2 separate regions of the Homo sapiens genome follow, and region 1 is linked to region 2. Evidence: chromatin loops called from intact Hi-C (ENCODE). Cell type or tissue: B cell. All regions are shown on one strand. Links, peaks and the distances in the headings refer to the core of each region. The heading gives the core; the rest is flanking DNA.

Evidence for each region. Hi-C counts contacts between places; a loop is a spot of excess contacts. Peaks named below come from ENCODE experiments on the same cell type or tissue, not always from the same donor. Only the 100,000 strongest peaks of a DNase experiment are listed, where the experiment ranks them.
Region 1: a loop joins it to region 2, with 11 times the contacts of the local background. A loop is called at or near these places in 8 of 110 quality-filtered maps.

The regions. Positions count from the first base shown.
Region 1 is chr12:31,654,828-31,664,994 of GRCh38, reverse strand. It overlaps ETFBKMT (electron transfer flavoprotein subunit beta lysine methyltransferase), which reads right to left and starts at 5,307. Exons shown (of 4, transcript NM_001135863.2): 1 at 5,206-5,307; 2 at 2,728-3,154. The coding sequence starts at 3,041. RefSeq lists enhancers at 2,793-2,912, 5,360-5,519, 5,437-5,938 and a silencer at 5,640-5,949. In B cell, for the core only: a CTCF peak has its summit at 5,716; DNase peaks (open chromatin) are centred at 2,744 and 5,714; H3K4me3 peaks cover 2,755 bases; H3K27ac peaks cover 3,068 bases.
Region 2 is chr12:31,891,671-31,901,837 of GRCh38, reverse strand. It overlaps the pseudogene RPLP2P4. Among named protein-coding and RNA genes, the nearest start is that of LINC02422, 9.6 kb to the right of the region's middle. RefSeq lists a silencer at 5,757-5,856. In B cell, for the core only: a CTCF peak has its summit at 2,877; DNase peaks (open chromatin) are centred at 4,007, 5,087 and 5,907; H3K4me3 peaks cover 3,036 bases; H3K27ac peaks cover 5,026 bases.

The sequences.
Region 1 (10,167 bases), core at 733-8,732, 240 kb after region 2:
ATTGCACTCCAGCCTGGGTGACAGAGTAAGACTCTGTCTCAAAAAAAAAAAAAAAGAAAGAAAGAAAAGAAATGTATAAATGGCCAGGTGTGGTGGCTCACGCCTGTAATCCCAGCACTTTAGGAGGCAAGGTGGGTGGATCACCTGAGGTCAGGAGTTCGAGACCAGCCTGGCCAACAGGGTGAAACCCCGTCTCTACTAAAAATACAAAATTAGCCAGGCGTGGTGGTACATGCCTGTAATCCCAGCTACTCGGGAGGCTGAGGCAGAGAATCGTTTGAACCCGGGAGGGGAAGGCTGCAGTCTGCCAAGATTGTGCCATTGCACTCCAGCCTGGGCAACAAGAGCAAAACTCCATCTCAAAAAAAAAAAAAAAAAGAAAGAAAAAGAAATGTATAAATACTGTGCCTCCTAAAAACCTCTTAGAAGAGCACAGGCCACAAACTTTTCTGTGACTTGCATTTTTCTTGGGCTTAACAAACCTTGACTGGTTGAGACTCATGCCTCAGTCTCTCATTTCGGCTGACAAAGTATTGAATACTTAGTATGTTCCAGAAACTACCGAGCACCACGAATTAAGACTGACAAAATACTGCTAAAACAAAGACTAAAATTAGTAAACTCAATCCAAGAGTCACTGTCTCCTCTTGACTCCATCATAGAGTGATTTTCCTGCTGCTTGAAATGTAGTATAATGACCTCTCTGGTAAAACTCAAAGTCCAATTCAACCAAGGAATTTGGACTGGAGCTAAATAGTTACCAAACAAGCGAAGAGGGATGGAGAAACGCTGAAATAACAAATTTCAGCTGACTCTTGATCTTCGGATTGGAGTAATAAGGAACAGTGGGTACTACTGAGGCAGGAGAATGGCAGAGGAAGTCAGGGGTGAAGGGGACCCGTTGGACATAGGCTAGCTGAAGCAATACCAAAAGCAAAGCATACAAGATAGCAGAAACAGGACATATGAAATAAGACAGTAAGCAGTAAGAGATACGGGAGTAAGCAATGAGTTAGAACATGCAAGATAAGGAAAATAAGTGGAAAGGGGTTGCAGTAGCAATTTGGTTACAAGAACTAAAAGTAAAGATGAGCAATTTTGTCAGAAAAGATAAAATAAGGTTAAGCAAGGATGCACAATTAGCTTATGAGAAATAAAGTGCGGTTTAGGCACAATGAGGGAAAGGCCAGGATGAGCAATTCACTTACGAAAAACAAAGTAAGGTTAAGCAAGTGAGGAAAAAACATATAAAAGGCCATGAACTATAACAAACTGGGGCTGATACCACTCGCAGGTCAGCCTGATCCGTTGCTGATTGCATTCTGCTTAACAAACTGTTTGCTGCCTTGCTACTTGTATGTGTCATGTCCAATTCTTTGTTGATGGCACTAAGAACCTGGGACTTGACATCAACCAGTTAACACTATGGCAAAGTAGAGGCATACATGCCCTGTCTAAATAGCTGCTACTGCCAGGCACGATGGCTCATGCCTGTAATCCCAGCACTTTGGGAGGCCGAGGCTGGCGGATCACTTGAGGTCAGGGGTTCGAGACCAGCCTGGTCAACATGGTGAAACCCTGTCTCTACTAAAAATACAAAATTAAGCCAGGCGCGGTGGCTCACGCCTGTAATCCCAGCACTTTGGGAGGCCGAGGAGGGCGGATCACGAGGTCAGAAGTTCGAGACCAGCCTGATCAACATGGTGAAACCCCATCTCTACTAAAAATACAAAAATTAGCCGGGCATGGTGGCATGAGCCTGTAGTCCCAGCTACTCAGGAGGGTGAGGCAGGAGAATGGCGTGAACCCGGGAGGCGGGGCTTGCAGTGAGCCGAGATCACACCACTGCACTCCAGCCTGGGTGACAGAGTGAGACTCTGTCTCAAAAAAAAAAAAAATTTTTTTTTGTAGAGATAGGGGTATCACTATGTTGCCTACGCTGGTCTCAAACTCTTGACTTCAAGCTGTCCTCCTGCACTGGCTTCCTAAAGCACTGGGATTACAGGCACTGCACCCAACAGAAGAGGGAAACTTTGAACAGCCCACTCACTCACAGCTCCTGTTTTATGGGAAAATAAGCAACTCTGGAAGGAATGTGAGGTTTATGGAGCGACATTCACTGAATTAAAGGAGAGCGAAAGGACTGGGTGTTTAGCTTCCATCTAGGAACTCTGCAATGGTCATGCGCTATGAACTATGAACCTCCTAACAGGTGAGATTTCTGGATCACTTATAGCTATCCAGGGTCTTGACAGCTGACTCTAGGATTTCTCTTGGGGAGACAGTTACTTGGGAAAATAGCTTGATAAGCTTGGGTTAGAATGGGAAATTACGCAACAAGGCAACAAAAAATATGGCTAACCTGAGGCTAGGCTCAGAGGCTCATGTCTGTAATACCAGCACTTGGGGAGGTTGAGGAGGCCAGATGTTTAAGACCAGCCTGGACAACATAGCAAGATCCTGTCTCTACCAAAAAAAAAAAAAAAAAAGAAAGAAAGAAAAAAGAAAACAACAAGACTGAGTTTTGCCGGTTTCTGTTTTGTTTTTGAGACAGGCCAGGCGAGAGTGCAGTGGCAGGATCACAGCTTACAGCCTCAGCCTCCCAAAGTACTGAGACTACAGGCATGAGCCACCACGCCTAGCATTGCTCTGGTTTTTTGTAGAGGTTGGAGGGAACTGAAAACAGCAAAGATCTGTAGCGCCTTAAAGGTTTCATTAGGGTAGTACCTAGACAGGGCTTGGCCTCCTGGCCAGTAGATTGCCCAGTAAGGATCACTGTGGGGCCACAGGTCAGCTCTCTCCCACCAGAATTTGCATCTGGGGGTCAAAAGCCGCAACTGGATTTCAGGGGTGAGGCTACCACTGCTGGTGACTTCAGTGTTCTCCTCCAGGAAAGCCTTTATCTCAGGGTCCAAAAAGCTTCCAGCTCCTCTCCAGGGACACTGGCCACAGGGAAACAAGAGAAGACCACTGCTTCGCAGAGCCTGCAAGAGGAGACCACAGTGGTTCCTGTGTGCTTTCCAACCTAGACTCAAAGCCATCAGTCCTTTCCCCAAACACAGGTTCTGTCAATGTTCTGTTGATAATAGCTGCTTCTCAAGGAGAATGAACAAGGGTGTGTCTCCCAACTTGATCTCAACCGGAACCTCTGACTCTGAAAAAAAAAAGAAAAGTAATACTGAGAATTCTGAGGAAGAGCAACATTTCTAGATCCTATTACATAATAAGAAAATATTGGCCGGGCGCGGTGGCTCACGCCTGTAATCCCTGCACTTTGGGAGGCCAAGGCGGGTGGATCACGAGGTCAGGTGTTCAAGACCAGTGTGGCCATCATGGTGAAACCCTGTCTCTACTAAAAATACAAAAAATTAGCCAGGCGTGGTGGCGGGTACCTGTAATCTCACTACTTGAGAATTGCTTGAACCCGGGAGGCGGAGGTTGCAGTGTGCCGAGATCGCACCATTGCATTCCAGCCTGGGCAACAAGAGCAAAACTCCGTCTCATAAAAAAAAAAAAGAAATAAAATATTACAGTGTATATTACTGTATCTGATGATTCACATGTGCAAGTTCATTTCAGATGAAAGCTTTGGTGCATCAATTGGGAAAATCCAATCTTTTTAAATGATACTTTTCACAAGAGAATCCTTTTAGTAATTTAACACAACAAATATACAAGCATTTGATTTTGAAAGAATCCTCAAGAAAATGCCTCTTACAGGAAATCAGCCATACAGTCATCCTTCAGTATCCTCAAGTGATTGGTTCCGGTATCCCCTGCTTCCAGGATACCACAATCAGAGGATACTCAAGTCCCTTATATAAAATGGCATCATATTTGTATATAAACTAGGCATATGCTGTGGTATACTTTACTTTAAATCATCTCTGGATGACTCATAATACTTAATACAACGTAAATGCTATATAAGTAGTTGTTACACTATTTTTGTGTTATTTTTATTGTTGTAATTTTATATTGCTATATTGTTATATTGTGGGCCAACTGTACCTTTAAAGTTCTTTCATAAATTTAACAAAGTAGGCATGCTTGGTAACTGTGAACAAAATAACAGAAGTCTTCTGTCTTCAGGAAGCTTATATTCTAGTGGTGGGATAAAGCAGTTAACAGGGCAAACACAGTTTTTGCCTTTATGAAGTCTAGCCAAGAGTTCTGGGGGTTAATGAATTTATAATTGTCTGTGGGCAGAGATATATTAATACAAATTATATTGACTACTCTATTTCATTAAAGATTGTTGTATCATAAAACAATGCAATCAAGATTCAGGTTTTTTCCTTTAAAAATACTGTATGCATTTAATTGTAATAAAAGAACATCAACTCCTAAATCTCTTTCTGTAAAAGTATCTGATGGTTCGATTTTACCAAGCCTAAACTGAAAAGATTTGCTCCAACAGAAAAACACCTGTGCAATTGATCACTAAGATTTGTTTAAAAATATATATATATAGAAAAACACCCGGATTAGAATAAATGAGAATGAGGAACAACTTAAACACAACTTATACACCCAGTTGTTTGGGGACCTCGGATCTCTTCTGCATAAATGTTTTAAATGGTCTTAAATCCACTAAAGTATTTAGGGGTCAAAAATCCAAATCCCCACAAGGGGCTGGACATCATAAATGAGTGATGCAGGCTGGCTGTAAAATAACAGAGGGGCTGTGGCAAGCTGGAGACTGTTTTCAAACAGTTCAAAAAGGCTAGGCAGGACATGCTGCCAGATCCTCCGATTTCTCAAAATCATCAAAAAAATCTAGATATTGACACATTAGCTTCCACCTTTTTTTTTTTTTTTTTTTTTTTTTTTGAGACAGAGTCTCTGTTGCCCAGGCTGGAGTGCAGTGGCGTGATCTCGGCTCACTGCAACCTCCGACTCCCAGGTTCAAGCGATTCTCCTACCTCAGCCTCCCGAGTCCTGGGATTACAGGGGCGTGCCACCACGCCCGGCTAATTTTTGTATTTTTTTTTTTTTTTTTTTTTTTAGTAGAGACGAGGTTTCGCCATGTTGGCCAGACTGGTCTGGAACTCCTGACCTGAAGCGATCCTCCTGCCTCGACCTCCCAAAGTGCTGGGATTACAGGCGCGAGCCACCACGCCCGGCCAGCTTCGGCTTGTAAACATCAGCAACTCATTCAAATATCAAAACACAGGGCAGGTCAAAATGCATGTCAGGTCATACATAGCCTGTGAACTCAGCGTAGACTTCCAGTGGGTGTTAGTTACCCCACATCAGTGTCCTGGGATCGTAGGGGTCTCTCAGGGCCTGGTATCCCACTAGACTAATTGTTAAGCAGTACTAGGCTGTCACTTGAATCACACAACGCAGCCTAAGTTTAAAGGTAACGCAGAGCAAATAGAGATTATTTGGGATTTGGACCCCATGTCATTTAGATCGGCGCTTCCCTCTCCCGTCCCAGCACCGATGAGGCATGGGTTATGAAGTATGTGACTGTGGTGACCACTTGGTATTTCTCTTAATGAGAAGGAGAGCTGATGGGATGAAAAGAGTTACGTTCCACAACGGGTAGACGGCGGCGTCATTTTCCTCCAGAGGCGGGGTGGAGTCGATCTTAAAGGGGCAGGCACCGTCCTCCCTGTCTCCTTACCTAGCTTTGCTGACACCGCCCTCGGAAGTAAAGCATAGGGCTCGCCTGTCACTCGCCCTGGCGACTGTTCCCGCTCATGCTTTACATTTCCGGGGTCCCGCTACCAAAACTGAGCCACGCTCTAGCAGAGCGCCGCGGCCCGGCAGGGGGCGGGACGGACGGCGGCCCCTCGCGGCCCCGCCCTTTTTCCCAGCAGCGCTTTCTTTCTCCTCCACTTTCTTAAAGGGACAGAAGCGCGAAACCAAAGGGCGCCCTGACCTCACCTGGAAAATAAGGGAACGTTAAATCTGTGTGCAATGTTTGTAGAATTTTGATTCCTAAAAAGTTCATTCTGAAACTATGCAACACCTACTATGTGCCAGTCGCACTTCCAGGCACCGGGCATAGAGTGGTGAGCAAAATAGACACCGTATATTTAAAAAAAAAAAAAAAAAAAGACACAGTATAAGCCCTCTGTGCTGCCTACATTCAACTGCGATTAAATCATAATGAATGTCCTTTCTTTTCTAATAATTCATAAATTCACTAGCAATTTATTTGCAGCCTATATCACTCGAGTCTGGATCTACATATATCCACCTTTCAACTGGACCCACATCCCACTGGCCCCTCAACTCAACACTCAAAGTTAACTCACCATCTGACCTGACAACAATTAAAACCTGCTCTGGCGTGCTAGAGGGGGGAAAACGGTCCAAAACTAAGAAACAGGAAAATCGTGTTTCTGCATTTTAGTTTGCAGTTTGAGAAATGCACTGGCACCTGCCTGTTCAAAATTAGAATTTGTCGCTTGGGTTCTGCGCTCCTGCCATGGGTGTGACAGCTTTCTGTCTTTCCATGTAAACTGGAATCTTTAGGAACTACTACAAGGAAAGGAAACTTTGTGCTTCCAGTCAACAGCCCCAGATGCAGCCTTATCATTTCTTTCTTAGTTGAATGGTGTATTTGCTACATTCTTGTTGATAAGCTATACACCTTGCATTTCACAGTATTCTGCCTTAGATTTCCTGTGTAATAACTGATATAATGTGTTTATGAACTGCATTCATCCACTTATGAGCTGCTTTTTTCTTAATTAGTTGCTGATGTAAACGCTTGTTTTCTCAACTATAACTTTTCATTACCACACACTCTCCGATTCTCCTGCTAGCAGTGAACCTTGATCCATGTTCAAGATCAATTTCTATAAGAAATATTGTTTTTAACCAGCTTCGGTGTTCTATCCCAATTAATAGTTTGAACATCCCAGTCACTGCCCAAGAAACCAGAACGAACAGGCTAACCTAACATTTTTACAAAAGAGGGTTGGTTCCTGGAAAAAAGCTTGGTAGTCATCACTGAAGATGCATTTAATAATGTTTGGATAACTCATTCAAAACTTGCAACTTGGCTGAAGGGACTGCAACATGCCTTTCCTGTCCCATAATGGATTTAAAACTGGTCCAGTTCTTTCTATCCCTCCTGCCATTGCCTTAGTTTGGCATTATAATGGCTTGCCTGGGTTCCTATAACTTGTCTATCTCTAATTCTGCCTTCCTTAAAACTATTCTTTTTTTTTTTTTTTTTTTTTTGAGATGAAGTCTTGCTCTGTCGCCCAGGCTGGAGTGCAGTGGCATGATCTCGGCTCATTGTAACCTCTGCCTCCTGGGTTCAAGCCATTCTCCTGCCTCAGCTTCCCCAGTAGCTGGGATTATAGGCGCACACCACCACACCCAGCTAATTTTTGTGTTTTTAGTAGAGACGGGGTTTCACCATGTTGGTCAGGCTGGTGCCCAACTTTTGACCTCGTGATCCGCCCACCTCGGCCTCCCAAAGTGTTGGGATTACAGGTGTGAGCCACTGCGACCGGCCAAGATTATTCTTTATATTGCAGCTTAAATGATTTTTTTCTGAAACTTAGATTCCATAGTCTAGAAAAGGCCTGCCCTTCCTTTAGTCCCAGACAAAGCATGAAAAACAGGGATATATGGATTTTCTTTTCTGTTGTTTGGTGTTGATGCATTGTAATGTCTTAATAGAAAGGACCGTCTAGATTTTAACAAAATTGACCCACATACATCCAAGCAGACTTGTGAACTGATAACAATTTGAGCTGTTGTCTATCCTTGTGATTTTTTTACTTTAAATACCTGCCCTACATTTTTGTTTACAAAGCCAGTTCTCTAATAATCGGTCCCTCTTGCAGGTGCAAGTAAAAAATTCTATTCCCTACACAACTTTGTCTTTAAGGGTTTTTTGGTTTTTCAACAAGTTATTCAATTACACTTATTAACTGTATGATCTTGGACACATTGCTAAACCTTCTTAATAATCAGTTTCTTCATCTGTAAAATAGTGATGATAGTAATAATGTTTTAGGAAGATTTAATAAGATAAAAGCACATCTTGTTTAGCCCAGTTCCTGGCATGTAGTAAATGCTTGCTAAGTATGCTATTACAGTGATGATCATTATTAGAAACACAGAGATAGTGTTGATGAGCAGCAGATCAGGTTTTCAGTTAAAGGTGAGAGGATCAAACTTGAATTTTAGAAAAATGTTTTATGCTGCAGGTAGCAAAGAGTTAAAGGCGGGGCAAGACTGAAGACAAGGAAACCGCCATTGGAGGATATTATGGTAATCCAAGCAAACAATAATGGAGACAGAACTAAGGTAACTGCGATAGGGATGGAAAGAATTGGAACATTTGAAAATGATTAAGGATGAGCTATTAGCAGGACTTGGAGACTAATTAAATACACTCGTTTAACCGTAATGCTAGCCAATCTAAGGGCAAGATGGTTTCTCTTGCTCCACTCGATTGGCCTGTGCTGTTCATCAGCAGGCTATCTGTGTTCTCCCTTGCTTAAAACCTGCTCTAGCTCCCCAGACCTTCAATGGTACAGCCGGATTCCTGACCACAGCTTTCCTGGCCCATGCTGATCAGTCCCGACTTAACCTATCCTGCCTCTTTTCAAAACACTCCTCTTCTCCCCTCTCTGCTGCAATTTGTTTTCCTCCCACAGCGCCTTGTTCTCTCATCCCTAGGCCTTGTTGAAGACAGAAAGCTGCCACTGCTAACCGCTCCTCACTGTCCAAACCACCTACTCGTCCTTCAGAACTCAGTTCAACGTTAAGGTCCTCTGAAAAGCCTTCCCCAACATGCCAGCCTACACGCTAATCTTCCTATTTTCTTAGCTTCCTATGGGCATGTACAACAAGCATATCAAGCAGAACCGTCACTGCCTAGACTTGAAAGCAGACCATGTCATACCTCTTTTAGCCTCTGGCACAGACACTCAATAAACTCTGTTAAATGAAAGAAAAGGCAAATAAATACATGAGTAAAATAACAAACATTACATATCAGTATCTCATTTAAAAAATTTACTTTTAACAGCTTTATTGAGGTATATTTGACTTCACATTGGCAACTTTGCATGTTTACAGAGTACAGTCTAATGTCCTGACATATGTATTGTCAACCCAAATGAGAGACTGAGGCAAGAATCTCAATCAATCCAGGTTTATTGAGCCAGAGCTTAAAGGTGTGCCCAGGAAAACCCTGAGTCACAGAAACATGAGTCTGTGGCCCGTGCTCCTTGGGAAAGGCTTCAGGAGACTCGGTATTTACACATTGCTTTAAGAGAAAAGACATGCAGGAAAAGGGAGATAGGCGTGAAGCAAATGATGACATTCTTGTGAGATTTTAATTAGTGCCCAGTACATCTATGCTATACATGAGATAAGGCAAACATTCGAAAATAGGGAGTAAAGGAAGAATTCATTATTCAGACTTCTCAGGATAGGTAGAAGAATAATGGATGTCATCTTTGTTTTTGCACTTGGGAAGATAAGGCTTATAATTGACACAGTCGGTGTGAAATTTACCAGACTTTAGGTTCCTGGACAAGGAGTTAGACTTAAGTCACAGACTTAAAGTGACAGTTGACATGTCCTTGTTTATGGGAGGATTTATTATACACCTTGAAAGGTTTAGGAGCCAGGAAAGAATTTTCTTAGGCGCGATTTGTGAGGGCAGTTATCTGGAAATGCCTGAGACCTTTTCCTTTTGTAGGGATCTGGCTAATGTATAGCGCTTTGACACAAGGTTGTGAAGTAAGCAGGCTTAATTTTCCCTTTGGCATAATGAGTTTGGGGGTTTTGAGAGTTTTTATGTTCCTTTACAGTATATACTCATGAAACCATCACCAAAATCAAGATAGTGAATATATTCAGTGCTCCTGTGTAATTCCTCCCTCCAGTTCTTCCCCTACTTTTTTTTTTTTATCTTTTTGTTCTGTTTTTTTGTTTGTTTGTTTGTTTCATGAGACAGAGTCTCACTCTGTCGCCCAGGCTGGAGTGCAGTGGCGCGATCTTGGCTCACTGCAACCTTCTCCTCCCGGGTTCAAGCAATTCTCATGCCTCAGCCTCCCGAGTACCTGGGATTACAGGCGTGAACCACCACACCTGGCTAATTTTTATATTTTTAGTAGAGACAGCGTTTCACCATGTTAGCCAGGCTGGTCTCTAATTCCTGACCTCAAGTGATCTGCC
Region 2 (10,167 bases), core at 1,200-9,199:
GTATGTTCCTTAGTCCATTTTCTGATGCTATCATAGAATACCCTAGACTGGGTAAATTATAATAAAACAAAATTTCTTTCTTTCTTTTTTTTTTTTTGAGACAGAGTCTCGCTCTGTCGCCCAGGCTGGAGTGCAGTGGCGCCATCTCGGCTCACTGCAAGCTCCTCCTCCCAGGTTCACGCCATTCTCCTGCCTCAGCTTCCCGAGTAGCTGGGACTACAGGCACCTGCTACCACACCCAGCTAATTTTTTGTATTTTTAATAGAGACGGCGGTTTCACTGTGTTAGCCAGGATGGTCTCAATCTCCTGACCTCGTGATCCGCCCACCTCGGCCTCCCAAAGTGTTGGGATTACAGGCGTGAGCCACAGAGACTGGCTTTTTTTTTTTTTTTTTTAAGAAGGGGTCTCACTCTGTCACCCAGGCTGGAGTACAGCCGCGCAATCTCGGTTCACTGTAACCTCCACCTCCCGGATTAAAGGGATTCTCCTGCTTCAGCCTCCCAAGTAGCTGGGATTACAGGCACCACCACGCCCGGCTAAATTTTGTATTTTTAGTAGAGACAGGGTTTCACCATTTGGCCAGGCTGGTCTTGAACTCCTGACCTCAAGTGATCCACCCGCCTTGGTCTCCCAAAGTGCTGGGATTACCGGTGTGAGCCACCTCACCCAGACGAAATGTATTTGGTAAAGTTCTGGAAACTGGCAAGTGCTTGGATTCAAGGACAAGGAGTCACAACTGCAGGGGGCCTTCTTGCTGTGTCATAACATGTGAAGGCATCACAGGATAAGAAGAGTGCAAGGCTGGCTTTTATCACAAACCCGCTCTTGAGATAACTTATTCCCTTCCACTATAACCCCACTAATCTGTTAATTCATGAAAAGATTAATCCATTCATGAGGGCTTAAGGTCTGTCTCTTAAAATTCTCACCTCCCCTTTTTTTTTTAGAGTCAAGATTTTGCTCTGTTGCCCAGGCTGGAGTGCAGTGGCATGATCATGGCTCACTGCAGCCTTGACCTCCTGAGCTCAAGGTATCCTCCCACCTCAGCCTCCTGAGTAGCTAGGACCACAGGTGTGTGCCACCATGTCTGTCTAATTTTTAAATGTTTTGTACAGATGGGGTCTTACTACATTGACCAGGCTGGTCTTGAACTCCTGTCCTCAAGCAATCCTCTTGCGCTGGCCTCCTAAAGTTCTGGGATTACAGACGTGAGCCACCATGCCTAGCCTGGTCCCACCTCTTAATAGAGTCGCCATGGTAATTAAATTCCAACATCAGTTTTGGAGGGACACAAACCACAGTGGTATGAATACTTTGAAAAGAGTTTGGTGGTTTCTGATTATGTGAAAGACAGAGTTACCACATGACCCAGCAATCCAACTGTTACGTACTTCCCCAAAAGAAATGAAAACATGTCCACACAAAGACTTGTGTGCAACTGTTCATTGGAGTTTTTTTCATAGTATGTATCTCCCAACTGGAAACAACCAACTGGTGAATGGATACACTGTTTTACATCCATACAATGCAAAGCTACTTACCAAAAAGAGCTACTTTAGATTTTTCTGTTTGTGAGCCAAAACAAAATAGAAACACACAAACAAAAAACCTACCAATACACATCACAACATGTATGAATCTCGAAAGCATTATGCTGAAGACAGCTGGGTGTGGTGACTCACACCTGTAATCCCAGCACCTTGGGAGGCCGAGTGGGGTGGATCACTTGAGGTCAGGAGTTTGTGACCAGCCTGGCCAACATGGTGAAAGTCTGTCTTTACCGAAAATACAAAAATTAGCCAGGTGTGGTGGTGGGCGCCTGTAATCCCAGCTACTCTGGAGGCAGAGGCACGAGAATCGCTTGAACCTGGGAGGTAGAGGTTGCAGCGAGCCCAGATCACACTGGTGCACTCCAGCCTAGCAGGATTGTCTCAAAAAAAAAAAAAAAAAAAAGCATTATGCTAAATACAAGGAGCCAGACACCGAAGATTCTACGATATCATTCCACATTTATAAAATTTTAGAAAAGGCAAATATTGTATATAGTGATAGAAAGCAGACTGATGGTTAGATTAATGTGAAATATTTTGCCACATAATGCAATGGAAATAACATAAATAAAAATAAACAAAAAAGTCAGTGTCTATCATCAAGATAGCTTCTAAGGAAGCTTCTACTGATATTTACAATTTATTGTCTATATCAAAGGCTATTTTATTTGTGGCTTTTTGGAGAGGCCAGTGGAGATTACAGCTCTGCCAGATTACTTTTTTGTGAAGCAATTTGCAATCACATTCTTGTTATATGGAGAAAAATCCTTGTTCTTGAAGGGAATTCTTAAAGGGAAGGGATGGTTGCTGTCTTGCTCTTCTTCATTTTTCCTGCAGATATCTAATGTATATTCACTTGAAGTAAGTCTTATTTGGGGAGTGTAGCAATATGTCAAGGCACTTAACATTGTGTCAAGGGTCACAGTGCCAAGCACCATGTCAAGGCAGAGGGAAGATGATTGATGATGTATCCTGAAGAATACTGCAGTCAAAGCTTGGAGAATGAGTTGAGTGCTGTGGAAACCCTGATGACAGGGACTACAATGAGGAAGAAGACCCAGAGCAGCGAAAGCTTTGGCAATCTGGCCAGGGAGACTATTGGATAACTAGGTATCCTGGATTTATGCAAAGGCTCTACAATGAGATTACTCAGTTTATAATTTGGATTAACCTGTCGTTTCTGTGGGCTCACCCAGGAATTTTCCTTACAGTATGATGTAGGGAAATGCCTTTGACCACTCCCCTATCTCTTTATCAATACCAGGGTCACACCTCTACCTAGCCTCCTTCCTTCCTTCCTTCCTTTCTTTTCTTCTTTCTTTCTCTTTCTTTTCTTTCTTCTTTCTTTTCTTTCTTCTTTCTTTTCTTCCTTTCTTCTTTTTCTTTCTTTTTCTTTCCTTCTTGCTTCCTTCCTTCCTTTGTTCTTTCCTTACTTCTTACTTCTTTTTTTTTTTTTTTTGAGACGGAGTCTTGCTGTCACCCAGGCTGGAATGCAGTGGTACCATCCAGGCTCACTGCAACCTCTGACTCCCGGGTTCAAGTGTTTTTCCTGCCTCAGCCTCCCGAGTAGTTGGGACTACAGGGGTGCACTACCATGCCCGGCTAATTTTTGTATTTTTAGTAGAGACGGGGTTTCACCATGTTACCCAGGCTGGTCTCAAACTCCTGACCTCACGTGATCAACCCGCCTTGGCCTTTCAAAGTGCTGGGATTACAAGGGTGAGACACCACGCCTGGCCCCTTTCTTCTTTTTTTTCCTTCCTGCCTCCTTTCCTCCTTCCTTCCTTCTTTCCAGAAATTAGTGTCAGTTCATCCTGTTTCTTTTTTATTGACTAGATCGGGGTCAGAAAACTGACCTGCAGCCTGTTTTTGTATGACCCATGGGCTAAGAATGGCTTTATCTTTTTAAATGGTGGATAACAAATCCCCAACATGCCTGTCTTTTGAGTTATGCCTCTCCCAGTCCGGATCAGTTGCTTTCTACATTTGCTGTTTTTGATCCTGTGATTTTCCTTCGCCATCACTTTGCGTCTCTCCTGTTTCTTCTATTCCCTTCCCTTTCCCTCCCCTCCCCTCCCCCACTCCCCTTCCTCTCCCTCCTTCCCTCCCTCCCTTCTTTCTTTCTTTCCAGGGGAATTGGCAGGGGAGCAGGAAGTCAAATCATATGTCACCATGTGACTCTTGGGACTCCTTCTTCTCATGTTTCTTCTTCTTTGTAGTAGGGGCAGGGCCAGCAGCAGGAGCTACAGAGCCGGGGCAGCAGAGGCGGCCACAGCCTTGTGGGAGAGCACAATGGCAACTTGCCAATACCCTGGGCAATGACACCTTTAATGTTTTTTCCATTCAGCTCACTGATGATCTTGCTGCACTGGTTGCCATTGGCCTTATTGCTTATATTGTACAGGATCTTCTTGACGTCCTTGGTGCTGGGCAAGGGGTTGCCCCCGAGGGCAGCCAGTAGGTAGGAAGGACGACCTTCTGTGTCCCGGAGGAAAAGAAAGCCACACCTTCCTCTTTTAGTTTGTTTCTTTTCTTATTCCTGTGTTGCTGCTGAGAAACCCAATCCAATTCCGACTCCCCCACCACCCTTTTGTGCCACCCTTCTACCCCTTCTGGAAGCCTGAGAATCTCCTGTTTGTCCTAGATATTTTACATTTCACAATCATATGCTTTAGTGCAGGACAATTTTCATCTATTATGATGGACACTTTCAATTTGGTTCTTCTATTCTGAGTGTGTTTCTTCAACTATTTCTTTTTTTTTTTTTTTTGGAGATGGAGTCTCGCCCTGTTGCCCAGGCTGGAGTGCAGCGGCCCAGTCTCAGCTCACTGCAACCTCCGCCTCCTGGGTTCAAGCGATTCTTCTGCCTCAGCCTCCCAAGTAGCTGCGACTACAGGTGCATGCCACCACACCCAGCTAATTTTTTGTATTTTAGTAGAGACATGGTTTCACTGTGTTGCCCAGGCTGGTCTTGAACTCCTGAGCTCAGGCAATCCGCCCGCCTCAGCCTCCCAAAGTGCTAGGATTTCAGGTGTGAGCCACCACGCCCAGCCTGAACTATTTCATTGTTGATTTCTTCCCCTCTGTTTTACTCTTCCTGGAAATTCTATTATTTGGCTGCTGAACTTCATAGATTTCATAAATTTTCTTACCTTTTTTCTCTCATTTCCTATCTCCTTGTCTTTTTGCCACGCTTTCTGTGTAATTTCCTCAATTTTATCTTTCAATTCTTCATTAAAATGTTCATTTCTTATCATGTCTTTAACGTCTAAAATTTCTTCTTGTTCTCTGAATGTTCCTCTTTTTACAAAATAACATCTTGTTCTTGTTTTCAGAATGCAGTATCTTTTCTTATCTTATCTTTCTCAAGACTGAGAAATGGAAAACTACAGAAACCACAACTTGAAAAACAGTACAGAGACCACAATTTGCAAGACAGATAAACTATGTCAGCAACAGCTCAGCTTGGACCCAGGTGTTCAGGAAACAAAACCACAGACTTTTTCACAGACAGCCTTGCCTAGCCTATCGACACAGTCAGTGACTCAACTTTGCAACTTTTGACCAATTCTTTCCTGCCCTAACTCTACCCTTCCTTCCTGCCCCTCCCCCAACTCTTGTTATCCCCGCCCTAAAAGCATCCTTTGGCTAACGCCTCCTCAGTGAAACTGTATAAAACTCAAATGTTAAAGCTACTCGGCGTCCATTTGACTGACTCCATTTGCTCACTATCTCCCTTGCCTGGCACATTTCTAATAAACTAAGCTTCCTTAGTTATTGTTATTTGTTATTTGTTTGTTCTATGTTTTAACCATAACAGATTTCTTTGCTGCTCTTTTATGAGAAACTTTCTTTTTTTTTGAGACAGAGTCTCACTCCGACGGGGTTTCACCATGTTGGCCAGGCTGATCTCAAACTCCTGACCTCAAGTGATCCGCCCGCCTCAGCCTCCTAAAGTGCTAGGATTACAGGTGTAAGCCACCGGGCCTGGTCTTTTATTTATTTATTTTTTTGAGATGGAGTCTCGCTCTGTCACCCAGGCTGGAATGCAGTGGCGCTCTCGGCTCACTGTAACCTGCACCCCCTGAGTTCAAGTGATTCTCCTGCCTCAGCCTCCTGAGTAGCTGGGACTACAGGCGACCGCCACCATGCCCAGCTAATTTTTGTATTTTCAGTAGAGATGGGGTTTTACCATGTTAGCCAGGATGGTCTCGATCTCTTGACCTTGTGATACACCTCCCTCGGCCTCCCAAAGTGAGTGAGGGAGCCACCGCGCCCAACCGGCACCTGGTCTTTTATGAGAAGCTTTGACTGAACATGAGTTAGTTTTCTTTCATCCACATAGTATTCTGTTTCTCCAAGGTGCTTTCCCTGCTTGTGTGCTTTTTGTCTTGCATGATAGAGGCTTACTTTAGAGTTCTGGTAATTTTTGGTTTCTTACGATGAGGAATGAAGGACTACAGCTGATTGGAAGTTTGCAGTATATGGAGAGCTCTTGTATTTCTGAGTTTACTGTAGGGCCATTTATTTGTTGGGTAATCTTATCAGTTTCTCTTCTTTCCTCTTGGGCTGCTTTGATTCCTGAGAGAAAGGTGTGACAATCCCCTTCCTAGAGGGTAAAGATCTGGCTGACATGGTTTGGGCACTAAATGATTGATGAAGGCTGTGAGGCAGGAGGCAGGGGCTTAGCAATCAGCAAGCATGTGATTGTGTAAACCTCCATTTTTGTTTGGTATCAAAGCTCTCAGCTGTACTTGATGTTTCCCAGTCCACAGACTCCAACTTCTGCTGAAACTAGGGAGAAACAGTCATCCAGCAGCATGAGAGCAGGTAGAAGATCTGGGTCTGTTTGTGATTCTACAATATAATCATTTCTGTTTTCAATTTTTCTCTACTGTTGCCACATAATTCAGCTTTCTCAGTTCTTCTGAGTTAGTCTGCAATCATCTCTTTGCTTTTTAGCTTTCAAAGGTTTATCATCGGCCAGGTGCAGTGTGGCTCATGCCTGTAATCCCAGCATTCGGGAGGCTGAGGCAGGCAGATCACCTGAGGTCAGGAGTTCGAGACCATCCTGGCCAACATGGTGAAACCCCGTCTCTACTAAAAATACAATAATTAGCCATGTGTGGTGGCATGCGCCTGTAGTCCCAGTTACTGCAGAGGCTGAGGCAGGAGAATGGCTAGAACCCAGGAGGTGGAGGTTGCAGTGAGCCAAGCTTGTGCCACTGCAATCCAGCCTGGTGACAGAGTGAGACTCTATCTCAAAAAAAAAAAAAAAAAAAAAAAAAAAGAAAAAAGAAATGTGAAGACAGGAGATTTGAGAGGGGCCAGGGGCAGAATTATAGGGTTTGGCTGTGGCTGCACCCAAATCTCATCTTGAATTTTAGTTCCCATAGTCCCCACATGTTGTGTAAGGGACCCGGTGGGATGTAATTGAATCATGGTGGCAGTTTCTCCCATGCTATTGTTGTGATAGTAAGTTCTCACGAGATTTGATAGTTTTATAAGGAGCTTGCTGCTTCACTTGACCCTCATTCTCCTTCCTGCTGCCCTGTGAAGAAGAACATGTTTGCTTCCCTTTCCACCATGATCATCAGTTTCCTAAGGCCTCCTCAGCCATGCTGAACTGTGAGTCAGTTAAACTTCTTTCCTTTCTAAATTACCCAGTCTTGGATGTGTTCTTAGTATGAGAGTAGTATGAGAAAGGACTAATACAAGCTATTTCAATAAGCCATAAAAAGCAGTAAAAAGGCCAGACAGGGCCAGGCACGGTGGCTCATGCCTGTAATCTCAGTGCTTTGGGAGGCTGGAGGCAGGTGGACCACCTGAGGTCAGGAGTTCAAGACCAGCCTGGGCAAAATGGTGAAATGCCATCTCTACTAAAAATACAAAAAATTAACCAGATGTGGTGGCAGGCATCTGTAGTCCCAGCTACCTGGGAGGCTGAGGCAGGAGAATTGCTTGAACCCAGGAGGCAGAGGTTGCAGTGAGCTGAGATCGCGCCACTACACTCCAGCCTAGGTAACAGAGCAAGATTCTGTCTCAAAACAAAACAAAACAAAAAATGGGTCAGGCACAAAGGCTCATGCCTGTAATCCCAACACTTTGTGAGGCTGAGGTGGGAGGATCACTTGAGTCCCAGTATTTAAGACCAGCCTGGGCAACATAATGAGACGCATCTCTATTTATATAATCAAAAAAGAAAAAAGAAAAAAAAGGCAATATTCCTTTAACAGTGTGAGTGTCTCAATGAAATGGAATGGAAATCAGGTATTTCCATTCCCCTAGAGTTGTTTTTTTTTTTTTTTTCTCCCTCTGTTGCCCAGGCTGGAGTGCAGCGGCTCGATCTCTGCTCACTGCAACTTCTGCCTCCCGGGTTCAAGCGATTCTCCTGCCTCAGCCTCCTGAGTAGCTGGGATTACAAGTGCGTGCCACCACGCCTGGCTAATTTTTTGTATTTTTAGTAGAGATGGGGTTTCACCATCTTATCCAGGATGGTCTCTATCTCCTGACCTCGTGATCCGTCCACCTCGGCCTCCCAAAGTGCTGGGATTACAGGCATGAGCCACTGCGCGTGGCCGAGCATCTCTTATTTTCTCCACCCACAGGTAAAGAATACTTTCACCAATATTCTGAATTGTATTTTCTCAAGCCCATTTGATAAATCTGCACATTCTTGTCCTTTAAGCCAAGAGTCTTACCTACTAATAAGTAGGTGGAGCTGTACCTGTATATTAATTCAGTAGCATCACCTATGAGCAAAGTGTCCATTTGGGGTAATCAATATCATCACTAATTCTAATACAAAATGTTTTGGCATAGTCATCAATGACACGTAATTCCTCAAAATAAGTGGCTGTCATTGCTTCAGTCTCTTCATTCTGCCTCTGGTAGCTCCTTGCGCTCCCTTCAGCCATGTGGCCCCTAGAGCAGCCCTGGGGCTGGTGCTGAGGTCCAGAAGCGCAGGGTGGAATTTTTAGTTTCCAAATATTTTTTATCTGTGGTTGGTTGAATCCCCAGATGTGGAACCCACAAATACAGAGGGCCAACTGCGTGTGTGTGTGTGTGTGTGTGTGTGTGTGTGTGTGTACATGTTGAATGTTGGTGTTTATACCTTATGTTCATTTTTTAGAACTGTCTTTTTTTTGAGACAGGGTCTTGCTGTGTTGCCCAGGCTGGAGTGCAGTGGTACTATCATACTCACTGCAATCTCAAATTCATGGGCTCAAGTGCTCCTCCTGCCTGCCTCAACCTCCCAAGTAGCTGAGAATACAAGTGCTTGCCACCACACCCAGCTAATTTTAATTTTTTTTGTAGCAATTGGGTCTCACTATATTGCCCAGGCTGGTCTTGAACTCCTGGCCTCAAGTGATCCTCCCACCTCAGGCTCCCAAAGTGCTGAGATTGCAAGCATGAGCCACCACACCCAGCCTGATGTTTGGTGTTTTCATTGTATTAGTCCATTCTTGCACTACTATAAAGAAATACCTGAAACTGGGTAATTTTTCTTTTTTTTTTTTTTTGAAACGGAGTTTTGCTCTTGTTGACCAGGCTGGAGTGCAGTGGCACGATCTTGGCTCACCACAACCTCTGCCTCCAGAGTTCAAACAATTCTCCTGCCTCAGCATCCCAAGTAGCTGGGATTACAGGCATGCGCCACTATGCCTGGCTAATTTTGTATTTTTAGTAGAGACGGGGTTTTTCCATGTTGGTCAGGCTGGCCTTGAACTCCTGACCTCAGGTGATCCACCCACCTCAGCTTCCCAAAGTTCTGGGATTACAGGTGTGTGCCACTGGAAACTGGGTAATTTTTAAATAAAAGAGGCTTAATTGGCTCACGGTTCCACAGGCTGTACAGGAAGCATGCTGGGGAGGCCTCAGGAAACTTTCAATCATGGTGAAAGACAAAAGAGAAGCAGGCACGTCTTACAGGGCCAGAGCACGAGGAATAGAGAGAGTGGGGAGGTGCTACACACTTTTAAACAACCAGATCTCCTGATAATCCACTCACTATCACGAGAACAGCACCAAAGGGGAAATTTGCGTACAAGATCCAATCATTTCCCACCAGACCCCGCCTCCAACATTGGGGATTACAATTTGTCATGAGATTTGGGCAGGGACACAGACCCAACCATATCATTCATTATCACTCAATTTAAGTATGTCTTAAAATTTAAAAAAAAATTTTTTTTGTCTTATAACTGATGAAGTGGCAAATATTTCTTAATTTTTCTCATGACATCTGCTTGGTCCCAGGAGTTACTTAATGGTGCACTTTTAAGTTTCCAAGTAAATTTTAAGTAATCTTTTTTTTTTTTTTTTTGAGACAGAGTTTTGCTCTTGTTGCCCAGGCTGGAGTGTAGTGGCATGATCTCGGCTCACTGCAACCTCCGCCTTCTGATTTCAAGAGATTCTCCTGCCTCAGCCTCCCGAGTAGCTGGGATTACAGATGCCCACCACCACGCTTGGTTAATTTTTGTATTTTTAGTAGAGACGGGGTTTCACCATGTTGGTCAGGCTGGTCTCGAACTCCTGACCTTGTGATCCACCCACCTCGGCCTCACAAAGTGCTGGGATTACAGGCGTGAGCCACCACACCCAGCCAATTTTAAG